Linked DNA regions of Mus musculus: region 1 is linked to region 2. Evidence: chromatin loops called from intact Hi-C (ENCODE). Cell type or tissue: gastrocnemius. All regions are shown on one strand. Each heading gives the region's core, and the rest is flanking DNA. Links, peaks and the distances in the headings are about the cores only. Region 1 overlaps Ivd (isovaleryl coenzyme A dehydrogenase). Region 2 overlaps Disp2 (dispatched RND tramsporter family member 2).

The links. Hi-C counts contacts between places; a loop is a spot of excess contacts. Peaks named below come from ENCODE experiments on the same cell type or tissue, not always from the same donor. Only the 100,000 strongest peaks of a DNase experiment are listed, where the experiment ranks them.
Region 1: a loop joins it to region 2, with 9 times the contacts of the local background. A loop is called at or near these places in 12 of 42 quality-filtered maps.

Annotation. Positions count from the first base shown.
Region 1 is chr2:118,872,732-118,888,509 of GRCm38, reverse strand. Ivd (isovaleryl coenzyme A dehydrogenase) reads right to left here. Exons shown (of 12, transcript NM_019826.4): 5 at 15,532-15,625; 6 at 15,206-15,342; 7 at 13,749-13,845; 8 at 12,101-12,194; 9 at 11,541-11,622; 10 at 10,745-10,849; 11 at 10,563-10,635; 12 at 5,601-8,057. The coding sequence ends at 7,924. It overlaps Gm32798 (a long non-coding RNA gene), which reads right to left and starts at 759. Exons shown (of 3, transcript XR_374917.3): 1 at 606-759. In gastrocnemius, for the core only: no CTCF peak of the experiment used is centred there; DNase peaks (open chromatin) are centred at 4,971 and 6,158; H3K4me3 peaks cover 467 bases; H3K27ac peaks cover 375 bases.
Region 2 is chr2:118,779,744-118,794,665 of GRCm38, reverse strand. Disp2 (dispatched RND tramsporter family member 2) reads right to left here. Exons shown (of 8, transcript NM_170593.3): 1 at 14,722-14,922; 2 at 8,291-8,620; 3 at 7,937-7,966; 4 at 7,672-7,795; 5 at 7,279-7,394; 6 at 6,980-7,107; 7 at 6,552-6,649; 8 at 1-5,067. The coding sequence starts at 8,604. The coding sequence ends at 1,840. Among named protein-coding and RNA genes, the nearest start is that of Disp2, 7.5 kb to the right of the region's middle. In gastrocnemius, for the core only: CTCF peaks have their summits at 2,029 and 3,897 (motif pointing left); DNase peaks (open chromatin) are centred at 4,084, 5,011, 5,332, 6,527 and 5 more places; H3K4me3 peaks cover 808 bases; H3K27ac peaks cover 730 bases.

The sequences.
Region 1 (15,778 bases), core at 3,113-11,112, 91 kb before region 2:
CTTTGGAGCAGTGGCCTCTCTGTGCTGGCTTCTTGCCCGCTCAAAATTCTTCCATTTTAAAATTCCTTTCACTCCTCTCCCTTCCCTTTCTCACTTTTCTCTTATTTCATTTTATTTTTCACAGAGCCAGGGATCAGCTGAACCCAGGGCCTCAAGCAGGCTAGGCAGGCATTTTATCACTGAATTACACTCCCGCCCCGAACCTCACAGCGAATTTCATTAAACTTTTCTTCAACAACTAACAGAACCCATTGAATACCTGATCTTGTTTAGCTTGCCAGCATCAGCCACAACCCAAGTCGGACTGAGAGAATTTGCTACTCCATTCCTGTAAATAGAACAAGCCCTTGAGGGTGGGGCAAGGTGCCCAGGCTGTTCTGAAACACTGCACTTTGCAGAGGCTGCCCCTGGGGAGCTCAGGCAGATGCATAAGGTGGCTCGCCAGGCAGGCCAGGCAGGCGCTCCCCCTTCCCCACCCCCCCACCCCATCCTGAGCTTATCTCTCACTGGCAGCTGCGTGTTCACGCTCCTTGCTTCTGCTCCTGCAGCGTGTCTGACAGACTCTCCGTGTGTGTAGCGGTATGCATGTCCGTGTGTGTGCTCACCCATGTCTGCTCCAGACAGGCACAAGGCGTGCTTGGATGGATCTGGTGGTGTGCCCTTCTCTGTCAACATGAGCGTAGACCAGGTCCTCTGCAGTCCTGCATCTGCTATACTTGCAGTCTCCGAGGAGGGAGCATGCTCCTTTCTGAGCCTGGAATAGCTTTCTTCTTTTCAAGAAAATCCCCCACTTACCCATCCAACCTTTCTCTCCCCCTGGGTAAGCTGACGAGCTGGGGCTGACTGGCAGAGGACATGGGGACACCACTGTCCTTCCCAGGTTGGTCTGGGCGGACTCGTCATTATCCGCACGCCCGTGACCCAGGGTGTGGCGCTTAGTAGTTGTTCAGAAAGCTTTGCTGAACGTGTGGGTTATGGACTTGACCAGGAACGCAGCTATGCACATTCATAAATACACGGAGTTGACCGTGGTCTGGCATGCTTGCCACCTCTGTTTTGAGTCATTTCTCGTGGCACTGTTTTAAGAATATTATAGACATGCCACTTTCCTTTAAAACTTTAAATGACATCTTCATTCTGTACCTGTGCTGCACATGTGTTTGTGGGCACGCATGCTCTGCTCTGTGTATGTGGAGGTTGGTGGAAAACTTTCGAATGTTGGTGTCCTCAGACCGTGTGGGTCTCAGGGTTTGAACTTAGGTTGTCAGGGAGGGCAGGCAGCAGTTGGGCTGTCTCACCCGTCTCACTCGACCCCAGACCACAACTGTGGAAGAGAAGCTCTGAATTCCCTTTTCAGGCTAGTTATATGTGTACCCTACCACAAAGCAATTCCCTCTGTGAGGACGTACCTAGAGGACCCGAGGAGACACGCTCGCACCAGGAGGAGCATCCCTCAGCAGTTGCAAACTAGAAATGCCCAAATGCCCATCGGGGTAGACTGGACATTACATCACACAATTTCTACATGAGGGAAAATGTGCGCTAGACAAGAAAATGTTGAGCAGGTTATAGTTCTGTTCATGAGTCTGGAAGGAAAACCAGCAGTGGGATACAGCCATGAGCCATAGAAGCAATGTGCATGCGCACAAGCACACATATACACCCACACACACCACACACACTATATAAGTCCAACTATAAAAAGTTAAAAACCTAGCATGTTGTGTAGAATGTTGTGTAGAGATACACAGACGGGTAAGAAGCCACCTGAGAAAAAAAAAAAAAAAGAAAAATGTACACCCATGGGAGGCTTAAGCAAGAGTCCAGCCTGAGCCTAGAGTTCAAGGATAACCTAGGCAGCATAGTGAGAGTGTCTCAAAGCAGCAAGTAGACAAACAAACATATAATTACTGAGGGCTGGTGGTGTAGCTTGGTGGCTGAGTCCTTGCCTGGTAAGACCAAGGCCCTGGATTCCACCCCAACACAATAAAATGAAGTGAAATGCAATGCAATAAAATAAAATGGTCAGGGGCTCATTTGGACTCATTTACAAAACAAAAATCGTGGTCTTGTTATGTAGCCCAGGCTGGCCCGGAACTGGCAGTCCTGCTTCAGTCCTTCAAATGACGGGGTCACTGGTTAAACCACAGAACTTGCTTCTGCCTCTTATTTTTGACATTGCACGTATGTGCCTGCTTATGTGCACATTTTTACCGTGGAAGGGAAGAGCAGTGTGTGGTCCTCCTCTGCCCCCCTATTTTCTGTCCCCAGTCGGCAGAGGAGGGGCCAAGGTTCCTCTCTGAGTGGGTCAGAGGAAGATTGGGAGTGAGGGCCTCCCTCTGCAGCTGGGCCCTGGCTACTCCCGGGTGGGAAGGGATGGGGAGAGCAGGGTCAGGCGAAGCCGGCTGGCTCCGCTGTTTGTGCCAACTCTGGATTAGGCCAGGGCTCCGGCCCACCTGTTGTTTCCCTCATCCAGCATGAACTTAGCTACTGAGTACCTATTGCAAGCACTGGCCCTGCTGCAGGTTCAGAGAACTGGGAGGGTTTTGTTGTTACTGTAGGTTTTTGTTTGTTTGCTTGCTTGTTTTGTTCTGTCTCACCACAATGCCTTGGCTGGCCCCAAACATGAAATCCTCCTGCCTCGACCTCCTGAATGCTGGGACTATGGACACATGCCATCGATGGTATCTGGCAGGAAATGATTTTTGACCTCTAAAATCTAACAGTATTATAAGGTGACCATAGAACAAATAACCAATGTTGTCAGCAACACATGGGCCAGGCATCACATGACGCTGCTGCTGATGTTCCCACATAGACAAGTGCAATCCCAGAGCTAGCCCTCAAGTTTACAGCCTAAAGGCAGAGAAATGGGTACATCAGATAATAAAACCCACTGTGCAGGATGGGGTGCAGGATGGGGGGCTGCCTCCGGCTGAGTGCTCTAGTTAATCTAACAGCAACCAGCATCCAAGAAATACTTGGGAGAAATGAGGCTAGCCTCTCTCCCTGAGAGTGGGCAGGCGTACTCGAACTGCCGAGCAGTTCTAGAATTCTAGAACAGCAGAAGCTGTGGCCTGGAGCTGTCCCTTGTTGGAGGAAACAGGTGGCAGGCATGAAGAAGAGAATGCCCACCTTGCCCTTGAACGTGTCGTGCGCCCTTGGATGTTCATGTGCCAAGGTGGGAGGAAGGGGAGTGGGCTGTGGGTGAGGTGGGGAGAGAGGAGAAGAAAGGCTGGAGAGTTCTTCTGGAGGGAGCCTGCAGTGAGGCTTTAGGGGAGGGCACAGCACAGAGCTGGAAGGACTTCCTGGATGGAGAAACCAGCTGGGGCAAAGGCCCAGGCCAGAGTAAGGCAGGGAAGACTGCGTACAACCACAGCTGCTGTGCTCAGCAGCGGAGAGGGGAGTTGCAGAAAGAGTCAAGATAGACCCAAATTGTGTTTGCTTTGCTAATCCTTAGGTCCCCCTCCCCCAAGACAAGGTCTCCAGAGCCCTGTGTGACCTGGAGCTCTCTCTAGACTAAGCTAGCCTTCGAATTCACAGAGACCTGCCTACCTTGCTTCCCAAGTGCTGAGGTTAAAGGCACGCAGCACCATGCTTCCTTATTAACACTGGGTCTAGTGTGTTGCTCAGGTAGCCTCAAGTTCCTGGCCCCAAGTGATCCTCCTGCTTCAGTCTCCAAAGCATCTGGGACAAAGGAGCTCTACTGAGATGTTAGGTCTTTATTTGGGGGGCACTTTCCCAGTCCTTTTACTTAGGTAGCCCAGGCTTGCCTTGAACTGGATATATAGCTCAGGCTGGCCTCAACGTCACTGTAATCCTTTCCTTCAGGCTCCTGAGTGCTTGGGTATACAAGATGCCTACTATGCCCAGTGTAACCTTTGTATTGACCTTAAATGTGCTGGGATGCATGGTTGGCTCCATCAGAGGAGGCTCCATTGTTCTCTCTGGCTCAGGGTGGAGGTGCAGTTCAGCGACCTGGACTGGAAGAAGGGAGGCAAGTTGGATTGGTGTGGAGAAGTCGAATTCTGAATGGCTCTTGGTTAGAGGAAGTAGGTAGAGCACAGTAGGGGAGAGCCCCCACCTTGCATAGTGTGGCTCTGAGTTCCTCCACTGTGGAGTGGAATATAGGCAGAAGAAGAGGCTGGTATGTGCTCCTGCCCTGTCCCCCCCCACACCCCCCATCTATCTGGGGGCTTGTCTAAATGCCTGTTGGATAGTGAAAAAAATATGAGCATATAACAAGATTGTCATAAATGACAATTATGCACATTAAAACAGTATCCTTAGGAGGACCTACAATCGAACCAATCAATCAATAGAGCACTTAGAAGCATGAATAGCCAAAAAGGAACTCCTTACAGATTCAAAAGAAGTTTTGTCCTGGGGGAATGGTACAGGGGGAAGGAGGGGACAGGCTTTCCTCTTCAATAAACTTTTAAAAACTTACATTGTTTTGGAGGGTGGGGAGACGGCTCCCCCGGGTTAGGGGCATTTGTTCATTGAGAGGCCCTTGAATGGGTTTCCCCGCTGCCCACAAGGCAACTCATAACATCGTTCTAGGGAATCCAGCTCCTCTTCTGGTCTCTGCGGGTATCAGACTAACAAGCAGAACACATATACACACGCAAGAAAAATACTCATACACATAAAATAAGTTTTGGAAAAAAAATTACAGTTTTTTAAACTCTGACCATAATTTTTAAAAGAATACCACACTCATCTTTGCTGTTTATGGTCTCCCTGTTTTTGTTTGGCCTTCTTGTATGAGATGGTGGTGATAGTGGATAGTGATCTTTCAATGTTCTCATTTAGTAAAATACAAATTCTGGGGAAATTTCAGTCTTGGAAACCGTGCATCCAGAGCACGAGTGGGAAACTGGAGCGTCCAGAAAGTCACCGCGCCTGCGAGTCCGCGGATGGCCGGTAGGGGTCAGGCGAGCTCCACGCAGCGCTGACTGAGCGGGTCCCGGGAGTCCTCGCTGCAATCGGCCGCCCGCAGAGCTTTAAGGCAGGAGTCTTAAGAAGTGAGAGCACTTTAGATCCGCCATAAGCAGATAACCGATGGCCATGCGGATTCCAGCCCCCACCAGGGCACGCTGTGTGCTAGACGCTCTCTCCACTCTGTGTGCTGTTGCTTTACTCCGGCTCGGGCCCCACCCAGCCTCCCGGGCGTCAGAGCGTGGCTGGCTCACCCGTCGTTCCTAGGTTTGAGCAACTCACCCAGCAGGGCTTTGCATCCTTAAGCAATCTTGCCTTGAGCACTCAGTTGGTTGCAAAGGTCAGGGAAGGAGTGGATGTGTGAAGTGAAGCAATATTACAAGGGACTACCACTGGGATGTGGGGCTAAGACTCTGGTCCCTGGGGAGAAACTCTCTCCAGGCCCAAGTTGGATTATCAGCGGGGTGGGTGGGGGTTGGGAACCAAAACCAAACCAACTCAACCAAACAAAAACCCCCATATAGCTGCCTTAGCCCAGTGTCACTCCCTAGGGAGCCCAGGTGTTTGTCACTAGATTCTGATAAGGCACAAGACCTGGCTACACTTAACACTTCTCATTAGCAGCGTCCCACCCCCACTATTCCCATCCACTTTTCAGACATAGTTTTTATTTTGTCTTTTATTTAAAAACATTTCTTGTGTGTCACATTAAAAAAAAATTCAGAAAAACAATCACATTCTTCCTTTCAGTTGCTATAGCTGGATACAAACAGATTGGGTAATTATAGCTCATGGTTCCAGAGGCTGACTATCAAAAGCATGGCGCTCCCAACTCCAGTGTTCTTCTCTTGCCTGATAACATGGTAGGAGACCTGACACGACAGAGCAGGCACACTAGTTTAAGATTCCCTTTTATAAAGCCACTAAAGTCATTACTACCTAAACCATTAACAAATGGCTGGGACTGAGGTTTTTAACAGGTGAACTTCTGGGGCACACTCTCGTTGGTAGGGTTCCTATGGCATGACTGGGTGACATGTTGCCTTCTGATAACTTATGGAGGTCAGAGGGCAACTCTCCATCCCCCATATGGGTTCTTGGACTCCAACCCAGGTTGTCTGGCTTGGTGACAATCTTGCAGGCGTGCAGGTCCTCTGCCTCATTTTGATCATCTTCTGTGGGTTGTTCCAGGGATCTTCCTCAGCTGGTCAGTGTATCTACTGCATTCATGAACCCCCTCTTAAGATGGGACGGGTGTGGGGTTGCTAAGGTGCTGACTCCACCTGTCTCAGACCTCAGCACTCCACCTAGGCTAAGACTGTTGGGCTGGGAGCCAGGAAAAACAGTCTTTATTTTTGGGAACTCACATGAATGTGGTAATCCACGGCCTGGGCGCTATTTGTGACGGCCCAAGGTTGGGAGGCCCAAGGTTGGGATGTCCCTGTTGCTAGCCCATTAGGATCCTAGCTCCAATTCTGACCTTGAAAAAGTCAAGTATTAAAAGAACAAAACAACCTTGCAGAGTTTGAGCTGGGTGTGGTGGTTGCACGTGCCTTTAATCTCAGAACTAGGGAGGCAGAGGAGGATCTTTGAGTCCAAGGCCAGCCTGGGCTATATAGCTAGACAAATGAAACAAAACTCAGATATGCCAGCTGTGGTGGTTCATGTATATAATTTTGGCAGTCAGGAGGCAGAGGCAGGAGGATTCTGAGTTACAGTTAGACTCTGAATCAAAAGCAACCCCCCCCCAAAAAAAAAACTCTCAAAATCCTCCAGAAACTTAAGACTCTCCTCCTGTCTTCCCACACTTGACACCCCCCCCCCATTTTCTCCCCCTTTCCTTTAAGAAAAAGCACAGGGTGTTGCCTGTAATCCCAGCACTCAAGAGATAGGGGCAGATCTACTGTTCAGGGTCTTAGTTCAAAGCTAGTCTCGGCTACAGGGAGACTAAAATAAAACCATGGAGAAGTTGGTAGGGCAAGGAGCTGACTCAGTGGTGCAGTGCCTGCCTAGCACAGCCTAGGTACAATTTCACACACAACAAGAAGAAAAGTCACCAGGAGATCTGGGTCTGAGACTTCCTATTCTGGCCTCCTATCCCATTCCCAAAGGGCAAACTGAAGGGCAGGCCGCTTCAAGGACATTCTCTGGATGCAGACAGGACCATAGCAAGTGGCTTGTTTCTCCTGCAGAACACGGCTTTGGGCGCAGAAGGGTTTACCTTGCAGTATATTTAATACAAAATGGCAACAGACATTGTGCAGTTGTAATAAAATTAGCCACAGGGTGTCTAGAGAAATATACAGAGGCAACAAGGCTGGAGGGGAGCCAGGCAACCTGGGCTGGGCCACAGGACCTGTGTCTGCTGGCCAGTCAGCTGCAGAAGGTCACATGAGCAGGCCCAGTGCTAGCCTGTGACAGAGTGATGCAGACAGACTCAGGTACACGAGGGAGCCGATCTTCTGTGTTGTCTTGCCTGGACTGTGGACTCTGTCCTTCCTGGGTCTGCCATAGGCATTCTGGAGCTGTCTAGCTCTTGGAGAAACAGTTAAGAAGGAGATGGCTTTTGCCTTTTCCTCAAGAAATGAGACCACAAGTATCTGACAACTGAAAGGGGTAATGCCTCTGTTACCCTTGAACAGAAAGGGCACCCTGCCAGAGGCTTGCCCAAGAAAAGGAGTCGGGTACCTGTCAGATGCTACCTGGAGGGTCAGGTCATCACATTCAGATGTAGAAAGCAATGGCACAGACACTGCCACCCTCCCCCCAAACCCCCCAAAAAGCCAAAGTCATTTTAGCAGTCATTTTAGGCTTTCCTGCCCGGAACGGCTGGAGAATCCGACTTCACACGGGGCAGAGGGCTGACAGAGAAGGGCAGCTGAGCAGCAGAGCTTCCTTAGACAGGTCAGAGGGCTGCCACATCTCTGCTTCCAAAGAAAGGCCTCTCGGTGCTGGGACCAGGGGGCGATGGGCCGCAGAGGGCTAGCGGAAGTCTGCATTGAAAGCTCGGCCAATGACCAACCGCCTCACTTCACTGGTCCCAGCTCCGATCTCATACAGTTTGGCATCTCGTAGAAAGCGGCCCATGGGGAAGTCATTGATGTAGCCATTTCCACCTGTGAAGCAGATGTGGGAAGAGAGAGGACAGAACTGAAGGCAGGGGGTGATGTGAGGAAGCAAACAGACCCTCCAGGATGGTCAAGGACTGGCTCCTTCCCATATAACCTATGCGCATGCGATGCCCTCCCCGCTCTCCCTCCCAGTCTCTCTGCTAGGGACTGAGTGTGGGCCTCACACACTCTAGGCAAATGCTCTACCACTGAGTTATAACCCCAGTTCATATTTTCAATATCTCTAGGTTATTTTTTATATCTAATACAACATAAGTACCATTTAAACTGTTGTTATATTGGAATGTTTAGGGAATCAGGACAAGAAAAGGGGTCTATGTGCAGTTCAGGTACAGTTTTTCTTTTCTTTTACATTTATTTAATTTGTGTACATGTGTGTGCACACACATGTGCCCTGGCATACATGTAGAGGTCAGAGGACAGTGTGTATGATGTGTCAGTTTTCTCCTTTCACCACGTGGGTCTTGAGGACCAATCTCGGCTGCCAGGCTCAGCAGCCAGCTCCTCAACCCAAGGACCCATCGTGCTGGTCCTTTATTCAGTGTGGCAAAATCCCAAGCTACGGATGTAATTCTCTTCTCTGATCATGTCCTTCCTCCCCCTTCCTTCCTCCTTCCTTCCTTCCCTCCCTTCTCCCCTCCACTCCCCTTCTCTCTCTCCCTCCCTCCCTCCCTCCCTCCCTCCCTCCCTTCCTTCCTTTCTTCCTCCCGGTTCCTTTTTGAGACAGGGTCTGTCATATCCTAGGTTGGCCTACAATTCACTATATAGCCAAAGATGACCTGAACTTCTGACTCTCTCATCTCTAACTTCCCGAGTTCTGGGATTAACTTGTAATCTGGTTAATACAGTGCTGGGCTGTGGGCTTTGTGTATGCTTGGGGATACCACACTGAGCTACTGCCCAGGTTGGCCAAGAAGTTACTATGTAGCCCAGGCTGGTCTCAAGCTCATTGCAATCCTCCTGCTTCAGTTTCCCAGGTGCTGGGATACAGGTATGCACTACCATGCCCAGCCTTTTCTGAATATCTTTGGTCTATTGATTGAACCAATAAGCACCCCCAGATATACAGGCTGTGCCGGAGGGTTGATTAAACAGAAGCAAAGGCATCGAGGGAGCCTGGTTGGGTCAGGAAGGCACAGTAGGGCTGGCCTAGAAAGTTTCCCAGGTGCCCAGGACTCAGACAAAGAAAGAACAAAATCTGGGGCTGGGACTGTAAAGTGTCCACCTAGCACACCCAAAGTTCTGGCTGGATTCAATCTCCTGGATTCAAAGCATTATACAAACAGGTGTGTTTTCAGTACTCAGGAGGTAGAGGCAGAGGATCACAAGTTCTAAGTCATCCTTAGCTATACCATCAACTCAGAGACTCTGCTTTAAAGGAAATACAGGGGGGAAAAAAAGCCCAGGCAGTAGTGGCACACACCGTTAACCCCAGCTCTCCGGGAGGTAAAGGCAGTCAAATTTCTGTGCACTCAAGGCCAGACTGGTCTACAGAGGAGTTCCTTAGGACAGCCAGGGCTACACAGAGAGCTCTGTCCCCACCCCACCCCATCCCTGATTTCAGACTCAAGTGACTGACATGAGCAGGAGAGGTGGGATTCGAACCTAAGCCTGTACCCTTCACCACTGGCCAACAATGAGGCTTCTCTCTCTGGTGACCTTATACCAGGCAGCGAAGGTAAGGACAGCTTGTAGCCTCTTCCCCACCCCTTTTTCGAGACAGGGTTTCTCTGTGTAGCCCTGGCTGTCCTGGAGCTTACTATGTAGACCAGGCTGGCCTCGAACTCAGAGATCCACGTGCCTCTGCCTCCCTAGTGCTAGGACTAAAGGTGTGTGTCATTACTGCCTGGCTACTTTTCTCTTTCATATACACATCTATATGTGCACATGTGTATATATCATATGATATATGCCTGGTATAAGGTCACCAGGAAAGAGAAGCCTTGGGTGGAGCACACATTCATTGTTGGCCAGTGGTGAAGGGTACAGGCTTAGGTTCGAATCCCACTTCTCCTGTTCATGTCAGCCACTGAGTCTGCAATCATTTTATAATATAGATAGATAGATAGATAGATAGATAGATAGATAGATAGATAGATAGATAGATAATGATTTTGCTATAATGATTTTACATATATGGATATTTTGCCAGCATGTTTTGTCAGTGCACCACATTCATGCCTGGTGCTCTCAGAGGACACGAAGAGGGTATTGGTTCCCATAGAACATCAGTGACAGATGGTTGTGAGCTGCCAGGTGGGTGCTGGGAATAGAACCTGGGTCCTCTAGAAGAACAACCAGTGTTCTTAACTACTGAGCTGTGTCTGCAGGCCCTACCCGACCCCCCATTAAAACAATAAATATTCATTTATTACTGACTGCTGTTACAAAAATGTCCCTTTCCTCTTCACAGTGGGCGGATGACTTAAAGGTGCCAGCGTGGGTGTGGCTGGCTTAAACAGGGCGAGGAGTGGAGAGGGAGCCACTCACCTAGACACTGAATGCCGTCCAGGGCTACCTGTGTGGCACACTCGGCTGCATACAGAATCACACCGGCACAGTCCTGTGGAAGGAGGTTCTTTCTGCTCAGCAGTGTCCTGACAAGCACAACGACGCCCATCCCAGGAAATGACCCACCGCCCCACCTCTTCTTCCCAAAGAATCGCCCTCACCTTGGGAATGATGTGGCCCTCGTCACAGGCTTTGGCGACATTGTAGACGTACTGTCGACTTGCCATGAGGCGGGTGTACATGTCGGCCATCTTTCCCTGCATCAGCTGGCACAGGAGGAACCAACGGGTCAACATACTGGGACATTCTAATTACCAAAAGCAGGTCAATGGCAAGGACAAACTGATAGCCACGGATGAGGGACCAGGGTACAAAGAAAAGACGGGACCCGCTTAGGATCACGGAGATGGAAACAGCTCTAGGAGACGAGGCCAAAGAGCTGCCTCTCGAGTGGCTAGCTTCTAGCAGCCTCCTCCAGCCAGAAAGGTGGGAGTATTAAGTCAGCTCCTGTTCTCCTAAGCCCCAGTGTGCTGCATCCTTTACCTTCCAGCCGTACAGTGCTGGGTCCATTCATCCCCAATAGGACGTGATGGCCCTCCAGAGCCAGGCTGGGTGGGAAGGAGCTGTGTTCTATGATCTCAGGCTCATTTTTTTTTAAAGATTTATTTATTTTTATTATATGTAAGTACACTGTAGTTGTCTTCAGACACTCCAGAAGAGGGAGTCAGATCTCATTACAGATGGTTGTGAGCCACCATGTGGTTGCTGGGATTTGAACTCTGGACCTTCAGAAGAGCAGTTGGGTGCTCTTACCCACTGAGCCATCTCGCCAGCCCAAGGCTCATTTTGTAAGAGAAGGACAATAGCTATCCCACAGTGCTCGCTCGACAGCCTCTTCTCCCCAACGGAAAACCTTAACCCAGTGGAAGAAGGCATTTCAGCAACTACTTCGCTTACCTGGAATTGGCCGATCTTCTGGCCAAAGGCCTCCCTCACATGCAAGTAGGGAATGGTGTGGTCCAGGACAGCCTGCATGATCCTGCCAGAAAGGAGGAAGCCTGTGGAGTTGTGTTGTCAAGTGGGGAGTGGGTATGTCAGGGCATCGGGCCCGAGGGTTGAGATGGGAACTGAAATCCCAGAGAAAAGGTAAAGGAGCCTGAGAGACCCCTTGCTCAGCCACAGCACCGCCTGCCCAGCTCCCATGTACCTTTCTCTGAGATCAAGAAGGTGTGGCGGGCAGCGGGCAGTGGGCAGCGGGCAGAGTCTGGGCCTCTGGTTTCACAACCACAGTGACTAAACAGCCCTGGCATCTGTCACCTCATACCATTTCCCTTCTGGGTAAAGAAGTTAAATGTAGGAGGAGATTCTCGAGGACAGAAGTAACTTTCCTGTGTCTTTGCTGCATACCAGGGTGAAGCTGCTAACCTAACGAGGGCTGGAGATCTCAGGTACCCCCCAGCCGCATGCTGGTGACATGTTGTGCTTACCCAGGAGGCCTTCAGCCCCTTTACACTTACCCAAGGGGCCCACCTGCTAGCACCAGGCGCTCTAGGTCCAGCCCGCTCATCAATACGTAGACCCCCTTACTCTCCTGGCTCAGGACGTTAGCGGCTGCAGGGATAAACGCAAGTCAGAGAAGGCTGCTCATAGCCTCTTTACTTGGATAGAAGGTACTATGTCACATAAGGCACAAAAGTGAGTCACTCAACCTTCAACTAGGGTTTCAAGAGAGAGGAAAAGATGAACTTTGCCACTTCCAGGCAGAAGTGGAGCTTTAGGTCACGACCCCCCCCCCCAGCATCCACAACACTACAGAACCCCAAGCTGTTAGATCTTTCCTTTTCCTTTCTTGTCCTGGACCCTAGGATGAGACAGAAGAAAAGCTGACTGGTTTAGAATTCACCCTGCCCCTCTTCGCTTCTTTCTACACCTGATGTCTACTAACATAGAAATCAGAGAACTCGGTGCCTGAGGTCGTCTGTAGGGTCACCTCTCAATGATGCTCGTGAAAGCGCCTTTGTCTCTGAGTTAGGGTGTTGGTGACAGAAGTTACTGAGCACCCACTCCCTCTAATAAGGACTTGGGAGGTGTGGGCAGAACATTGGGTATAGAAACCGGACAGCCTACCTGCTTTCAAGGCTGGTGGGTGGATTTTTTTCCTCTTTACAAAGATGAGTCTGCACGGTCTCCCTTTCTAGAGACCCCCTGTGTACAGCACACTATTTCAGGATGGTTTGTGGCTGATGCACAAAGCAGTCCTAATTGATGGCCAGATCCCCACCCTCGGCTCTCTAACAGTGCTACATGGTGTCACGTTTACAGATATAGCACAGGGAGAAGCTATTCCTGCAAAATCAAATTACCTTTCCTTCATCGAGTCTGGCTTCTGTCAATTTATTCAGATGGGCTTTTAGCATCATTACTGAGTGTAATTCAGAGCGGTAGGGAATGCCCTGCGGTGGGCTGGTGTGTGCACAAGGCCTGGCTCTTGCTGCAGCAGTGTTCCAAGGTGGGGTTTGGGACGTGACTGGATTGTGAAGGCTGACCTGCTCAATGGATTAACCTGATGACGGAGTCATAATTTGATGGCATCAGCGGAGACAACAGAAATGATCAGAGGAAGAACCTCCAAGGAAAACTGGCCTCTGGGGGTGTGTCCGTGAGAGTCTAGAGGGACTCTGGTTTCTTCTATCACTGCTATTTGACCTCCACAAAATAAGCAGTTCTCCCTCGCCACTTTCCCCTCATTCTCTGTCTCACCATAGGTACAGAAGCAATGGTGCCAAAGGGCCATAGGCTTGACACCTGAAACCATGAGTCAAAATAAGTTCTCTGCCTTTAACCTGTTTTCCTCGGGTTATATATGACAAAGAGTCAGGCTAGCACGTGGGCTGTACAGTCAGTGCACAGGAAGTCTGAAGGATGTCAGTAGATGGGGCTAGGCAAGGTGTGGTACCCACAGAAGAACCCCATCATAGGCAGGTAAGCCAACAGCAGCAGGGTCTGTGGCCAGGACAGACAACTGTCCAGCAGCTGGAGGCCCACAGTCCAACTGTGCATCACGGGACAAATGATGGCGGCGAACCTCTGTAAGGGTGTGGTAGTGGGTTTTCCCAACTTGCAAAGGAGTCAGGGCAGGGACTCCCTTATTCCCTGGTCACTTACCAGGAACCTTGCAGTCTTCAAAGACCAGCTCGCAGGTGTTGGAGCCCCTCATACCCAGCTTGTCAAGCTTCTTGGAGGTACTAAAACCAGGCATACCCTTGACAGGAAACCAAAGGAGGCCCTGGTTAGACTTGCCCCACGGGGTGGGTGGGGGGGTGCTAATAAAGGGAAAACCTGATTTATCTACAAATGTGGCATGCTAGCATCTTACTCCCGAGTTCTCGTTCTCCTCTCTCTCTCTCTGTGCAAAACTCCAGTCTTCACACCAAACCAACCTTGTTCCCAACTCCTCTGCCATGCAGCCTGCGTCTTCCTGGTTCTCAGGGGAGCAGTTTTCTCAATGAAACAGTCCCCAGGTCTCCCCACTCTCCCAGGGATATCACTCTGAAGATACTCTCATAACCCATGCCAATCTGCCCTCATTCTTTACCCACCTGTCCCTAAAGGAACCCGGACTCCAACCACCTACATGCTTTGACCTAGATGACTCAGATACACTGTTGCCAAGTGGCCGGGAGACACGCATGTTGCTCTGTTACCTCCTGGCCTTTCCAGTCCCAACCTTAGTTAGCTACCCCCCATCCCTCATGGAGTGTACAGCCAACCTTGGCACTGTGTACTTAAACTCTCTAGTACCCCCCCAGCAGCTGGGCCCCCAAGCCTCAGTGGCACCTGCTTTCTGTCTTCATCGCCATTATAGGCAGATGGCAGGAAGCCAACACCTGCTCTCTAAAGTTATATATTTTAAACTTTTCCAGGGTGGGGCACATGCCTTCAATCCCAGCACTTGGGAGGCAGGGGCAGACGGACCTCTGTTAGGTCAGGGGAAGCCTCGTCTAAATAATGAGTTCTAGGCCAGCCAGGGCTATACAGTGAGACCAAAACAAAACAACAACAACAAATCTTCCTGACTTTCTTTTCTCTATACTGAAAACTTTGCTCTTTCTTACTTTTATTCTTTGAGGCAGAGCCTTGCTTGATAGACAGCCTTGGATCTCACTACAAAGGCCAGGCTAGCCTCAGACTAACCCAGCCTGCCTGTTAAGTGCTGCTCAGACAACAAATACATGTCACCTGTGTGGCTGGATTTGTTTATCACAAAACTAAACCCAAAATGGGACCCTCGAGTTTTAACTCCTGATGTGTCTTGTCTTGTCCTTACTATCAGAGGTTTGCAGGTCTCATTCACATTCCCACCCATGCCTCAGCCTCCCCTGCAGTTCCTGCTCCTGGCTTCTTTTCCATTTTCCTCTTCCTCAACTCTGTGGACAGTTTTACTGTCTTCAAACTTGACCCAGCCTCTCTGGCTACCTTCTTTGGTCCCTGCTTATCCGCTTTGGTCTCTGCTTATCCGCATGCTCCTGGGGGCAGAGCACAGAACACTGATGTTAATCTTAGTTACCTCTGTCACTTTGGTTAGAGGCGGAGTCTCTCTGGGTCACACCCACCACCCTCACCTTCTCCACAATGAAGGCTGTGATGCCCCGAGAAGCTGGCACAGCGGTCAAATCTGTCTTGGCATACACGACTAGGATATCAGCATCAGGGCCATTGGTGATCCAGAACTTGTTGCCATTCAGAACATAGTGATCTCCTAAGGGCAAGGCAGGAATCCAATGTTTGCTGAAGTCTCTTGGCCTGGCTTGGTCAGTCAGTCCACAGAACTGCACAGAACTGTGAGAACCAGCACAGGAACCCAGCAGAGGCCACTCCCAATTCCTACTCCCTTACTCTGAGTTTGTTTTTCTGCCTTTTCCAGATGCCCCGTGGCAAGTGACCTTACCTTTCTTTTCTGCTTTTAGCTTCATGGAGACAACGTCAGAGCCAGCATTGGGTTCACTCATGGCCAAGGCTCCGATGAACTCACCACTGATGAGCTACAAGGAAAACTCAAACCCGGTCCTGTTAGGACTGGGAAGTGTCCTGCAGTAGCTCCCAGGGACAGCCTCTTCCTCCTGCCTCCTCCTGCCCACATCCAAACTCCGCCCCCCCCACCCCCCCACCCCCCCAGTAAAACGAGCATCTGCAAG
Region 2 (14,922 bases), core at 1-8,000:
GATCTGCACTAGAAAGGGAAGCTGAGCTAGCAGCACCCCTAAACTCACACCCCTCGGAGCAGGAGTTTTAGACACAGGAGCTTATTGAAAGAACAGTCCTTAGGGGACCCTTGGAGTTGGATCACCAAGCTCCCTCCTGTCTGATCTGCTTGATCTTCTGAAGCCCAGCTCAAACCCATCCCTCTCCACGAGATCTTCCCGGTCACCTATTGCTGGGCACCTGAGCTCGGCAGTAACCCTGACCCACTAATGCCTGCTTCCCAGCAGGAGGCCAGTTCTCCGTTCCATGTCTCTCTCCCTTACAACACCCTTTCCAATGCAGGTGTTCAGTAAACTTGCAGATGGTGCCTGGTGTCTTGAGCTGTGTCACATGAGTGCTTTGGGTGGAGAAAGCTAATGGCCCTGAAGCAGGCAGTTGGTCAGGAGGAGACAGGGAGCCATAGTGGCAGGATGAGTCAGGAGAGCACTCTGCCACTGATCAGTGACACCGTCAAGCAACCTTACTGGGAGGCCTAGTCTTCAGAAACTGAGGACCTGATACCTAGACTTCAGGGTCCTGGACAACTCCACAAGAGCAACTTTGTGTTCTTGTCTTAACTAGATTCTGTTCACATTCTTCTGTCCCTTCGTACCTCTTCTGGCAAAGCCTGTCTGTACTCCTCAGCCATGAAAGAGGCACATCCTTGAAGCCTAAGCTTCAGCTCGGCTGCCTGTGACCCGGTAGGCCCATGGCTAGTAGGCATCTCAGAGAGTTTCAGAGCGGGGAAACTCAAAGGAAATGAGGAACTCTCCGGTCTACTCAGACTACAACTCTTTCTGGAGGTGGAGGCCCCAAGGGGAGGGAGGGCTCACAAAGAGAGGCTCAAGCAAAGAGACTGGGTAACTGCCAGAAGCAAAGGACCAAGACAGCCAGGGGCCCAGGGCCCTGAAGCTCACACTCAGGAGGAGACAGGGAGCTATAGTGGCAGCATGAGTCAGGAGAGAATCCTGCTGCTACCCAGTGACATGACTTTGGGGGACAATCAATCAACCATTCTCAGTGTCTTGACCAACTGCAGGCCACTGTGGAGTAACTTTGCAAAGGTCCAAGAAGACTGGCAGGTGTGGCAATGGTAAGGGGTAACTACTGCTCACTTACAGGGGAACATTCTGGAGTCAGCGTCCTATGGGGGAATCTTGGAATTTAGGGATACTCCAAAGCCGACCTTCCTGTCTCCTGCTTCTCTCTTGTCATCCACCTCTGTCCTGCTTTTGGAGAGCTTCTAGTCACACTGGTGAGTGTGAGCAGAACAGGACAGTGCAGGACAGAGGCCCGTGTTCACTTCCAGCCCAGAGAAGCTTCCCAAGAACTGAAGTGTCCCGATTAAGAGCCAATGAGAAGGGATGAGATTCAATAGGCTGTGGAGGTTCTTAAGGGTTTTTCTAGTCAGTGAGATACTCCAACTGGATCCCAAAGATGGAGTACCTTAGCGTCACTGAACTTCTTGTCACCCGGGAGACAGCTGATCAGCCTCCCCAATACCTGGAACTGCACATCTGGCCTCCCTCCTTTCCAGAGTAGGGGTCCTTGTTGGCACTGTGGGGACAGATGAGTCCTTAGTTGGTCACAGGGAGAGCCTGGTATTACCTTGCAAGGCCCTCCCACTGAATCCTCCAGATGCAGGGGTAAGTAGCAAAGAGATCAAGGCTAGAACATCTGGCAGGGTTTAGAATCCATACTTGGAGGGTAAGACATCATGTCAATAGGGAGAAATACCTTCAGGCTCTAGGCTAGTGTGGCATCTGCCTTATCTTCACCAACAGGGTTGTGGACCCTGGTCTGGCCTTCCTTGGCCTCTCTCAGCTGCTGTAGCCAGAGGTGTAGGTGCTGGGCCTACGGAGCCAAACATCTGGGAGATCTGGCTGACTGTTGGGAAGCATCACAGGGCTGATATCGCCTGGCCCTCCACGGCCCTTCCAGGATAAGCTGCTGTGGTGAGAATTGGGCATGTTTGGGTCATAGATGGTCTCCTTCAGTGCTAGCCAGAGGGTGTCGCGCTTCCCATTCAGCTGGCCCCGCTCAAGTATGGGGTGTCCAGTGCCATTCATGACTTCTGGGGAGGTACCCACAGAATCTGGCACACGGACACTATGCTCAGAGGCACAGGTGTCATCTGAGACGCTGAGTCCCTCCAGGGTGCTGGCTGAGGAGCACAGGCCATCGGGGAGCTCTTCCACTTTGGACTTAGGGCAGTGGGCAGGGCCTTCTGGCAGTGCCTGCAGGGGCTCAGTTTTCTGTCCCTGGGAATCTTGCCTGATCCAGGTTTGGGGGGTGGGGCCAGCCTGCTTATATGGAGAGGAGGTCTGCAGGGCTGGACACTGGCTGAAGACTGTCTGGTGGTCTAGGAGCAGATCCCTTGGGGAGACAGGGGCTTGGGCATGCTGGAGGCAGCAGCTGCCATCATGTATCTGCAGGTCTTCAGAGAGTATGGAAGGCCGATGGGAAAGCTTGCTGGTGGCTGTGCTGGTGTCGAAGCTGGGACTCCGGCGCCGTGCCAGGGGCTGCAACTCATAGTGTTCGGAGAATCCTGGTGGCCCCGCTCGCCCCTTCTCGTCAGGATCCTCAGTCCCGGCATCCCACGGCAGATGGGCGCAGGGCCAGAGGATCTGGCCACAGTTCTTTTCTGGCCCGAAGAAACAGCACAGGGACTGAAAGAAGAAGCTGGCAAAGCCACAGCCAAGGAACTTGACCATCATGACGATGATGCCCAGCTTCCGATAGAGCAGTATAGTGGAAGGCAGCATGATCACACCAGAGGCAAACAACACTCCAGTCGTCATCGCCGTGGCCCGGCTGATCTGACGTAAAGAGAAGGCCACACGGCTCAGGCGGTCCGGGTGTGGGCACAAGTGATAGGAGATGCAGTAGTTAATGGTTAAGTCTACAGAGAGGCCCACAGAGGCAGAGAGAAAGAGAGCTTCGGCAGTGTTGAGTTGCCACTCAAGAAGAACCAGCAAGCCCACCGTGAGCAGTACGGTGCCAGCCACAGCTGCCACAGAGAACAGACTGAGGGGGACATTCCAGGTGCTCAGCAGCAGTGTGGCAAAGGCTAGTGCCAGGGCCAGACCAAGCACGACAGCTGGCTCTGTGCTTAGACTATGCTGCAAGCTGTACAGCTCCAAGTTGCTGGTGAACCAACCCTGGTTGAGGCCAGGAGGTGCCTTGCTCATCTCGGTTGACAACCAGCGGCTGATTTCAGTGTAGAAGTGGTGGACCGGGCCGTACTCTGTACTGTAGGGTAAGTTGGTCTGGAACTTTAGAACTAGAGCTGCCAGGTTGCCATGAGTATCGAAGCGGAGTCCCAGGTCACGTGTGCCATCAGGACTTTGCTCCAGAGCCATCATCTTGAGACAGTGCAGGTAAAGCTGGGGGGCCCAGGGGAATTCTGATTGTCCGCAGCATAGATCAGGACCCAGGCGGCCACAGCTAGGGCTCTCCATCCACTGCTGTAAGGCTTCCACTAAACACAGCGTAGGCCAGCCCTCTGGCTGATCTCCAAAGAAGCTCTGATTCTGGGCTCCATGGCAGAGAGCCAGGAGCCACTCCTGGGCCTCCGGGCTGCTAGGCGAGAAGTCAGGATCACTTACCACTGAGCTGTTGGTGCGAGGGTCCAGGGGATCACTAGTGTCCACTGGCAGGATTCCCCACACCAGAACCACTGGCAAGTTGCCGCCCTCGTTTGGAGGCAGATCCTCGAACAGGAACTGCTGGCGATACTCTGCGTCAAAGCGTTCAAAGGGATGGCTAGAACGGAAGAACTGGCCTCCAAGTGGCAATAGAATGGGCAGTTGCAGGCGAGGGCTGACGCCGCCGATGTAGGCGCCCCCTGCCGCCAACGCCGCGAACCAGCAGATCCAGATGTACCGAAACTTAATGACACCACAGGGCAGCAGGCGCTGGAAAAGCAGGCGCGAGAGGATGGAAATAATCTTGCGAAAAATACGGATCCGTCTGTGCAACGCCAGCAACAGCCTCAGGGGGTCGCTGCCACCCCTCTGGCCGTGCGCTTGGGCCACACAGCCGTGAGCCAAGTAGCGCTCATGGAGCACCACGGTGGCGGGAAGCCAGAGCAGTGTGAGCCCCATGTGCACTAGTACAGCAGTGCCCATGAAAAGAGCAAAGCAACGCACTGCGGGCAGGCGGCTCAGGTAGCTGCCGTAGAAGGCTGCGCTGGTGGTGAGGCCTGAGACCAGGAGCAGGTAGCCAAAGTGGTGCATGGTACGGCCTACACGGTGTGGCATGCCCCCGGAAGGCACCTGACCCCTGCTGAGGCGCCACATATCCAAGAAGATGAGCGTGTAATTGACACAGACACCACTAAGCAGAAGGAGAGCCGCTAGATTGACAAAGGGGAAGTAGGCCATGCGGAATGCCACATGGTAAAGAAAGTAGGCCACCATTAGGGAGCCCAGCACCCCTAGAAGTGACATGAACGTGATGAAGAGTGAGCGCAGGTAGAGGGACATGCCAAAGAAGATGACAACCAGGGCTATCAAGGGATACATGGTGTCTTCGGCTAGGTAATACTTCAGCAGTCTGGGCTTGAGGCCCAAGTCCATGCCACTGATAGATGTGTAGTTGTCAGAGACTTTAATTGGGTCACCTAGGCCGTCCAGGTAGATGTCTAGAAGAGAGGAGGTCTTTATAATGGGCAGGAAGAGCAGGGCAAACTTGAGGGAGGGCACCTGGTAATCCGCAGTCTGGGGACTCAGAAAGTCTCTGTCTAGCAGGTAGTGCAGGAATTCATAGACCACGTTGCTTCCGGTACACTTGGCAGGAACTTGGGCACAAAACGGGGGTTTGTCCTGGCTAGACCCCACACAAGCAGGCACCAGGACACCACGATGGTAGAAGGTGGCACAGAACCGTAGCAGGGCCAATGTGCGGTCTGTATCGGCTTGGGTAGTGTCTTGGCAGGAGGAGCGGTTAGACAGCACGGCCAGATAGTTGCCCAAGGACCAGCTGGGGCAGCACTCATTGGCTGCTGATCGCTGGCACAGAGCCCCAAAACTGATGTGAGAGCGGATCTGTAGGGCACACAGGAGTGGGGGAGTGAAGCTCAGAGGGAAATCCAGGGGCCCAGGTTACCTTAACCCTGTCTTGAGCTCTCTCACCTCTTGTCATGCTGAAGGGCAGAGAGCAAGTATTTTGACTACCCAAAGGAAATACTTTGTCTCAAAGCTGTCTTTGCACCTCACCTAGCTTCTAGTAACTCTATCTTGGCTTTATCAAAGGCAAGCCTGGGGAGGTTTCCCCAGACCTTTCCCAGAGGCTACCAGAAGGGCTCCTGCAGCCCCTCCCTGCCAGCTTTGCAACTTCCTAAGTCAGGAATGGGAATAGATGTGACAAGCCACATATAGGGCAAGGTCAAGAGACCAGGGAGCTGGAAGCAAGCAGTAGAAGACATTCCAGGGTCAGGGTCGTGGAGAACCCCCAGCCCTTCTTTCCCTGGGTTACTGAAGGCCTCTTAAGGCCAGAACTTCCTCTTGCCACCGTGTGCCTCCTTTCCTTTTTAACCCCGCTGTCCCCATCACAACAGCTGGTGTGGGGCAAAGCTCCCACCTGGGAGTCAGATGCCCCACTCTGCCATTAACCACATGTCTAGTTGACAGCGACACTGATACTATACACTTATCAAGTCATTCCTAGTGCCAGAATTATGTCAGATTCTTCCAAATTCAATCTCATTTCACAGTCACTTTCCCTATAAAGGGCATACTATTGTCCCTATTTCATATTTACAGGGCTGAGGATGTAGCTCAGTAATAGAGCATGTACTTAGTCCATTCAAGTATCTAAGTTTGATCCCCAGCACACACACACAAAAAACAAAAAACAAAAAAACAAAAAACAAAAAACAAAAAACAAAAACAAAAACAAAGAAAACCAACCAACCAACCAAACAAACAAACAAAAAACAACACATATGGGGCAGTGAGAGATTAAGAAGTTACATACCAAATGAACCCTGAGCTGGCCTTGAACTCAGGCATTTGAGGGCAGAACACATATTCTTAACCAGTGTCTTCTGATGCTCTGGACATTGTGATGTGACACAAGGGACTTGGTGTATAGAGCTATAGAGCACTTTGCATTACTGGTTTTAGCAGCAAACACTTCCACAGATGCCTCTGTATATGGTTCTCCAGCAGCATAACTGAATTGCCACTGCTTGGATTGACAAGGCTGCAGTCTTGAAGCCTAGAGTCTCTACTTCCCGGGGCCAGCGTCTCTTCCACACACATTTTAGATCTCTTTTCAAACCTTTTGAAACTCCTTATGCTCTGCTTGAGTTCTCGTTGCCACAGGAGGTTGGAGCTTCTACAGTTAGCCTACTTTCCTTTGCCCTGGCCCAACCCAGAGCCTCCAGCAGAATTGGAATAGTTTTCTAAGCAGGAAGAGCTCTCCTCAGTCCACCTTGGCAGTCCTGGCTAAGCAGTATCCCACGGGAACTGGGTCCTTCATGTCCTCAGTTCCCACCCATACCCTGGCATGTCCCCAGCCAGCTCACCTGCTCCTGTTCTATGCGACACATGGAATGGATGGCTTGCAGGTTCCACAGGCTTCCCCCAGAGGTGGACACAAACACCAGCTTTGCATGGCTCTTCTCTGCAACACAACCCCCACACAGCTCAGCCCTTTGACCCAAGAACCTGGGCCCTCTAAAGGAGAAGATTCTCATTCTGGGCCACCTGAAGCCTTGATCCCCAGCAGTCGGAAGTCTATACCTTGTGCCTAGTCTTGCCTGCGTTCATTCTTGCCTGCACCTGACTGGAGGACTTGAGACCGATTTTATTACTCCATCTTCCTTGGCTTGGATATGGCTGGTGGCCATTTTCTTTTCCAATCTGCCTATTATTAACTCTGGACCTGCTCATCCTACAGGGTGTGGACCCCCCCCTCCCCACTGAAGTCAGGACTGGCCACCATGCAGCTTACCAGGGCGGCCACAAAAGAAGTTCTCTTCTTCTTTGACTTCCACAGGCCCCACCATCCTCTTGGTCCGGACCACACTTTCCTCGGCCCTGCCCCAGGCTGCAGGGCTCAGGGTGCTGAGGAGGCTTGAGCTGAGGTAGAGAGAAGAGTTTTCCCAAGGTACTGTTCAGGATGGTGGACTCTCAAGAAATGGAAGGAGCACCAGCCAGCTCTCCCATGTCTTTGGAGAAGTCACCTGGTGTCCTTTCCTGGACTTCTTCCTCCCTTTGCTACTCTCAGTGGGAAGATGGGGGACATATTACCTGTTCATCTCAGGGTCTGGGGAAAGAGAAAGCAGATTCTTGGGGCCAGTGAGGGCCTGCATGGCTTTCCAAACTTCTAACCTTCGGCCTATCTCTGTGTCTCGAGGCTCAAAACCCTGCAGGAAAAAGAGCAGAGAAGAACAAGTATGCAGGAGTAGTGGGGGGCAAAGGAAAACTACCCTCCTTCTGCACCCTTCCCAGCTGTACCCCTTTGGTTCCCTCCTACCTGGATTGTAGATATATGATTTCTGTACCATCCCTATCTCTCTTTGGTGATCCAGAACTCACCAACACCACCTTATACCCCTCCCCCTCAAGATAGATCAACTGTCTGCCCTAGACTGAGCTGTAAGGTTAAGTGTAGGGATCTCTTTCCCTCCTGTGGCCTCTCACCAGTAAAGGCTCAGAAAAGTCAAGTGGTGGGCTTCCCAACAGCCCAGCTAGGGTACAGAGGAAGATGAAGGCCAGACACCCCACGATCACAGCCACTGGCCAATCAGCAATCATATGAGAATAGCTGGAAAAGAGGGAGAAAGCATGCCTGAGTTGGTGTTGGGTATGGTAGTAAGGGTGGTGAGCTGGGGTAGCAGAGAAGAAAATTTATGGAGTGGGTACCAGCCTAGCCACTCCTGGGAGCACAGAGAAAGACTGGCCCTACCTCTTCGGCATCCGGAAAGTGCGTTCCTGCCTGTAGAAGATAAGAAGAGACGTTTACCATAGTCTTCTGGTGTGTGGGGGGGGGGTTGGGGAGAAAGACTGAGTACATATTGGGTTAGGAAGGGAAGGGGTGCAAGACAGAGGACAAGGCATAGAGGAAGTTGGTACTAATTTTTAGAGTTGCCCACCCCCAAGTTCCAGTTTTTGTTTTTGTTGTTTGTTTGTTTGTTTCCTGCTCCATCCAAGCTGCCACCTCCATCCGAGGCAGGAGCCATCCAAGTCACTTACTAAGAAAGGAAATGGAGGCTTCAGTGTCTGCTGTACCTTTTAATGGCTTTTCCAGCCCCCTCCTTACCTGACACTGACCACATGGCGCTGCACAGAAGGTTGCTTCCAGACCCCATCATGCTGAGAGGTGTCTATGGAGGTGCTGAGGTTGGAGACATGGGCACATAGAGATGCTTGGTCTCCTAATCCTAATAATGAACTTCCTTCTTGATAGTCTTGAGGCGCTCGAGGAAAGGCAAAATGACCAGCCGTTAACGGACTCGTCGGGTCTATAGCCTGGAGCGTGGACACGGTTGGTGGTGGTACCGGAGCACCGGTTGGGTCTTCAAGGGGACAGGTGTGGAGGGAGCAGCTTCTCTCTGGGCTTGCCTCAGGAGCCATGGCTTTGGTCTAGGACCTGGGAGAAGACAGGCAGGAAAGATAGGGGTAGTGGGTTATCTGCATCCCAGAATTATTCAGTAAGCGAGACAAGGAGATAGGAACCTAGGGGTGGTGGTTTTTCTTTTTTCCTTTTTTAGTTCTTCCGACAGATGAGGAGGGTGAGAGCTCAAGTCATGCATGCCAAGGTCCACATTCGCCCAAACAGTATTCATTCTTAAAGCATAACTGGCACTGCTTGATAGTAAATGTATCTCTACATGCATGGTCTTATTTACTGCCGACAAAACCAAGAAGAATTTTCTTGCTTCACAGGCTTGAAAACAGATTCAATGAGAGGTAAAGATTAGAACAAAGTCCAAGGTCTTCTGAACTTGTAGACCGTGCACTTCCTAACTAGTTGCCTGTTTATATATTCCCCACCCCATGTAGCGCTGGTTTTCCTGAAAATCATTAGGTAGACCCTGTTGCTCTTGAACTCAGAGAGATCTGCCTGCCTCTGCCTTCCTTACAGGCATGCACCACCATGCTCAGCTTTTCTACACTCTTGACAGACATCCTTTGAGCATCTGCAAAGGGTCCCTCGTTACTCTTTCTAAAGCAGTCACCGGCATCCTCTCTGTTTCATCGCCCTACTGGATTTTTCTTCGTGTATTTGCCGCAACTAGTTATCAGATTAGAGACACGCCCCACTTCTCAGGTGTGCTGTGGAAGCCGGGAAGGCAGAAACTGATGTGTAGAAAGGTTCATCTCTACATCCTCAGTGCCTTGAGCATCTTACTGACACAGAAGGTGGCCAGGGATGTCCATTAAGTGAACGGTGTTAGACTGGCTGGTAAAAGTGGCATTGTGTTAAATAAGACTCAGTACATAGCCCTGGGAATTCATGGTAGTTGGGAGATGTAGACAGCCCAACATGTTGGATTCTATCAGAAAGAAGTTCAGATGGCCCAATTTTAGTTGGAAAACTCAGTAAACAGGATTGCTGCTTTTTCAACAGTCCTGGCATGGGTCATGAACAAAGCACAGGTTTGCTTTGTTGGGGTGTATGACAGGAAGGAGTCAGTGATAGTCCCCAAATTAATCATCAAGACAACACTGTGTGCATGTTTAGTTCCTCTCTTTAGCTCCATGGGAAGGGAGAGCTTTACTTCTGGGGTAGGATTGCCAGTCTTAAGACAGGAAAGAGTTGACAACAGAGCAGACTGCCTGGAGATGATGGGGGTTCTCAGAGAAGTTCAGGGCCGAATGATTTGGCGAAGTCTCCTTTCCTTTAAATTGCTTGGCTTACCCAGCCCAGCAGTTTACCTGACTCCCATGGGAGATTCAGGTGTATGCCACACTGACTCTGATATCCAGGCCTACCTGGTGCCCTGCCAGATGTGTCATGAGCCAGAGCCCTGGCCACAGTGGCAGATGGTCATTGCCTGTGGTGGTTGAATGGCTAAGTTCTTCCCAGAAACCATGACAAGAAGGTGGAAATAATGGGTGGACTCTGCCTATTTCCCTCCCCTGTCAGAAGAGTGGCTGTATCAACAGTTTAAGACAGAACAAGCCTCACATTGAAGGGGGGGGCGCGATGGAGGTAGGCTCCAGGCTCTCTCATCTTTTGACTCCGGGCCCTCAGAGAAGACAATGGTTGGAGCATTCTCTTTTGAGCTCTCGGTTTTGATATAGCACACATGACATTCCTGAAATAGAACTTGGCATGTGGAGGACACGTTTGCTTTCCTACTCTTTCTCAAGTTCAGGACCACAGGGAGTGTGTTCTCTTAAGCAGCGTATTTTGCATGGGTAACGTGACCCTTTTAGGTACTCAGGTAATATCCCCATTTCATAATGTCTGCATTTGAAATCTGATGTCACGACTGAGGTCATGCATATTTATTTGTACTAACTTAACATTTAGAAATATATTGATTTTTTTTTCGAGACAGGGTTTCTCTGAATAGCCCTGGCTGTCCTGGAACTCACTCTGTAGACCAGGCTGGCCCTTGAACTCAGAAATCCGCCTGCCTCTGCCTCCCAAGTGCTGGGATTAAAGGCGTGTGCCACCATGCCCGGCAAAATATATTGATTTGACCAAAGACATTCTAAAGCAAGACCTCAGACAACTCCATAAAGCTGATGACATAAGCAGCCAGGCGCTAAGCCCTTGGAGGCCAATCCCTTTGGGCCAAAGAGAAACTGGATAACTGCCTGGGTCATGGGTATGTATGAGATCATTTGTTAATTTATTCACTTACTGAGACCGGAGCTCACTGTGTAACCAAGGCTGGCCTTAGCCTCCTCAGTGCGCAGTGTACAGGTGCATACCACCATGCCGGGTGTTAACATTTACTAGAGTTTTTACCTATAGTTTTTTCCTATTTTATTTGTCCATTTATTTATTTGTATATTCTATGTGCTCAGTACAGTAGTCAGCCTACGTTGGGTTTTGAGGTTTGAATATGGCCAGCGTCAGCAACTGTTTCTTGAGAACAAAGCTGGCTTTCTGTGTCTTACCCTCTTGAAGAAGGCTTTCTACCCACCAGATTGATGAATTAATAAAAAAGGGGAAAACCATTTGCTTCCACCTGTGGGGCTTTCTCTTCCCTTTGAGGAACACAACAGACATTTCAAATCAGTTAATCTAGACAGTGTGTCAGTCTCTGCTTTTTTGCCTCTGAAGGTCTTTAACTTCACCTTCGCCTGCTTGCCTCCCTGTCTGTCACGTGACTCCCCTTCCCCCACCTTGCTTGGGTGCCTGCTTGCATGCACACTGGTTTAGATTATATCATGGTTCATAACCTCGCCTCTCTGCACTATGCCAGCCGTTATATCATTATTTCACAAGAGCCTGTAAGCCTCTAGCCTGGCTGCTGTAGAGCTTGGCCTTTGTTTTAATCTCCCCAGTTTGTTTGTTTGCTTGTTTAATTTTTAGCACTGTGCCTGACCTGGGTTGGGTCTCAACGTGACCAGCATCAGCTCTGTCTCCCTCTTAGGGGACAGCCTGCCTCCTAGAGCTTAAGACAGTCAGGTAGCCAGGGTAGAGGTGAGGGGCCTGTTCCAGCAGCCTACGACCTTAGAGCACTGAGCACAGGACATATTTTTAAGAACCCGGCCCCAGCTGAGCGTGGTGGCACATGCCTTTAATCCCAGCACTTGGAAGGCAGAGGCAGGCGAATTTCTGAGTTTGAGGCCAGCCTGGTCTACAAAGTGAGTTCCAGGACAGCCAAAACTATACAGAGAAACCCTGTCTTGAAAAACCAAAAATAAAAAAAATAAAAAAGAACCAGGCCCCAACTTGGTGTGTCAGTCTCATTTGTAATAGAAGTTAGCCACAGAGCATACTGCTGGAAAATGGAGTACTCTCTTTCCCAAACTCCTTCTGTTGAAAGGGACCTAGTCTCCATCATTGGTTTGCTTCCACTTAGGTCTCTATGGTTCCAGCTTCCTCCCTGTAAACATTTCAGTTCCTCTACAGGGATCAAAGATCAACTGATCTTAAGCTTATCTGTCTTCACGCTGCAGGATGTTACGCCACTGTAGAAAATCTGTGCCTGACTGTGGTAGGGTTGAACCTTTGTCTCAGTCTTCCCAAGGAAATGAGCCAGCTCTCTAATTAGGATGAGTAACTTCCTGGGCTGCCTGTCTGCACCGGCCAAATAGGGGGTGGAGGGTAGTGGGGAGTGGGGTAGAAAGTGATGAATCTGGCCCCAGGCACATAGCCCCAATGCAGGCGCTCCAGAAGGGACAACTCTGTATGAAATAATCTTTCCCTGAACTCAGAGACTCATCTGGATGTCACTGTGGTCCCACAGAGTGACCAGGACAGATGAGGGGAGCTGTTCATACTATTAAGAAAGGCAATGGTCATTTTAAAAGTACAAATAATTAACTATTCAAACATCTCTGAAGCCAATGACTTTATAAATTACTGTAGAACTGAAAGTTGTGCCTGGAGATAGAGTACTTGGAGGCCAGCCTAGGCAAACAAGATCTCTGTCTCTGTCTCTGTCTCTCTGTCTCTCTTTCTATCCACCCCTTTTGCTTTTGATATATAGCCCAGGTTGGCCTCAAAGTCATGGCACTCCCCTCCTTAGCCTCCCAAACTGAGATTGCATATCGGGATGGCCTTGAACTCTATGCTTCTGCTTCCCAAGTGAGTTCTGGGGTTAATTTGCTACCACGCTTGAATTTTTTTTTTTTTAAAGACAGATACTCTCTCTGTAGGCTAGGTGAAGATGCAGAGGCGGGGCCAAAAGGAAGGGTCTTGGGAGGCCAAGGAAAGGGAGAAAGCAAGGTCTATGTAGTTTAGAGTAGCGTTGAACTTGTGATCTTCCTGTTCAGCCACCTGAGGGCTGGCATCACAATTGCATGTTACCTTGAGGGTGGAAATGAGGATGTAATGTTCTTTGTACACATAAGGCTCAAGTTTCATCTCTAGAACTGGGAGGAAAGGACTGCAGTGTGTGTGTGTGTGTGTGTGTGTGTGGTGTGTGTGTGTGTGTGTTTGTGTGTATGTGTGTGTCTGTGTGATGTGAGTTTGTTGTGTAGTGTGTTTGTGTGTGTCTGTGTGATAATTTTGTGGTGTAGTGTGTCTGTGTGTGTCTATCTCTGTGTGTGTGTGATGTGTATAGTATGTACTTTTTATGGTATAACTATCCCCAGGGTGGTGCTTGATTCAACAGGAGCATATTTGTGTTTCTTCTCTTGAGTTGAACAAAATTGTTATGCCTGTGTAGTATCCACGGTCTCTGGGGAACTTCAGAGATCAGCAGGGGTTCCAGAGGACTGCTGGAAGAGAACAAGTAGTTCCCATGCCTGGGAGAAATGAAGAGACCAGACAGGACTGTTCCTTGGCAAGATGTGCCAGACAGCCAATGATGCTGTAGCCCCTTGTACAGATGCTCCTGGTCCTGGGCCCTGCCCTGATTTGTCACTGTTCCCTCCCTCCCTCCTCTCCCCCCCCTTTTTTCTGCAGTGCTTGGGGATGGAGCCTAAGGCTTTGCCAATGCTAGAAAAAAATGCTTTATCACTGAGCTGCAACCCCTACCCCCAGCCCCAGTCCCACCTTCTTTTGGTCAGGTTGTGGCTCCAAGCAGAGTCCCTGGCCTGTGCTCTGGTCTGGAGAATATACCCATACTGTGATTTGCCCTCTTGAATAAGATTTTATCTCTCTCAGGGTAATAATTTAATAAAAGAGGGAGAAAACATTTGCTTCCACCTGTGGGGCTTTCTCCTGCTTCTGAGAAACAGAATGTACAATTTAAATCCGATAATCTGAGATAAGGTGTCTGCAACTGCCTTTTGCCTCTTAAAAATGCCTTTTATTTCAGTCCAGGCAGGAAAGAGATGAAGTGTCATGTCTGAAGAGAGATTCTGGGGGCGGCAGAGTCAGGCAGGACACACAAATGGCGCCATATTGCTACCTGGCCAGACTGTTCCACCACACGTCTGATGAAGTCAGAAAAATGAAGGGTACCCAGTTCTGGGAATGGGCGCTCAGTGGGAAGGTGGTTTTTTTTTTTCTCTTCCACCCCCCCCCCCAGGCTCCTTCAGCGGTCATGGCTTCAGTCTAGTTTTTGCCATACACGGAGGCTAAAGCCAGTGTGTACACAAGCAGGAGGCCATGCAGGGAAAACAAACAACGATTTGCTGGGCAGCAGAGCAACCGATGGCAGTGGGCAGACAAGGAACTGATGGTGATGGACAGACAGTCAGCCCGTGGTGTAGATCCCAAATGTCGCCTTCTCTCCCTAGGATACCTGCTTTGGCCAGCCTTTTTTCCCCCCGTTGTACATGCACACCCCTTTGCTCACTGACATGCAGACCGACATAGCTGCGGTCCTGAGGCCTTTTGCAAAGACGCAGAGGCAAGGCCTCAGGGAGTTGGGGAAGCTCTAGAAGCTAAGGAAATGGACATCTGCGGCCTTAGGGGAAAGGAGAGAACAGTGGGTGGGGCAGGTCCCCCAGGAGGTGAAAGCAACGAGAACTGGTATTATCAAGTGTCGATGAGAGAGGATGAACTAGCCAGGCAAAATGAAGGTGTACAATCATACTCGCCTCGGGAAAAGGCTTTCAGAAGAGAGCTGGGGAATGGATGAGGTGATATGTGGCGGCGGCTATTTAGGATACCTGATGCAGGCTTACTGAGAAGATCTTCCAGCAGGATCTACGGAGGGGTTCTTCCTACTTGTTCCGGCAGCTGCCTTCTGGGGCTAATGTATTCCCCTCAGGCCGCTGCTTGCGGTTCAGAAACTGGCAAAGAGAAGATCGCTGCAGCAGCTGGGGCTGCTACCACCGTCCATGCCCGTGGGCGGCGCCGCTGTCCGGGCT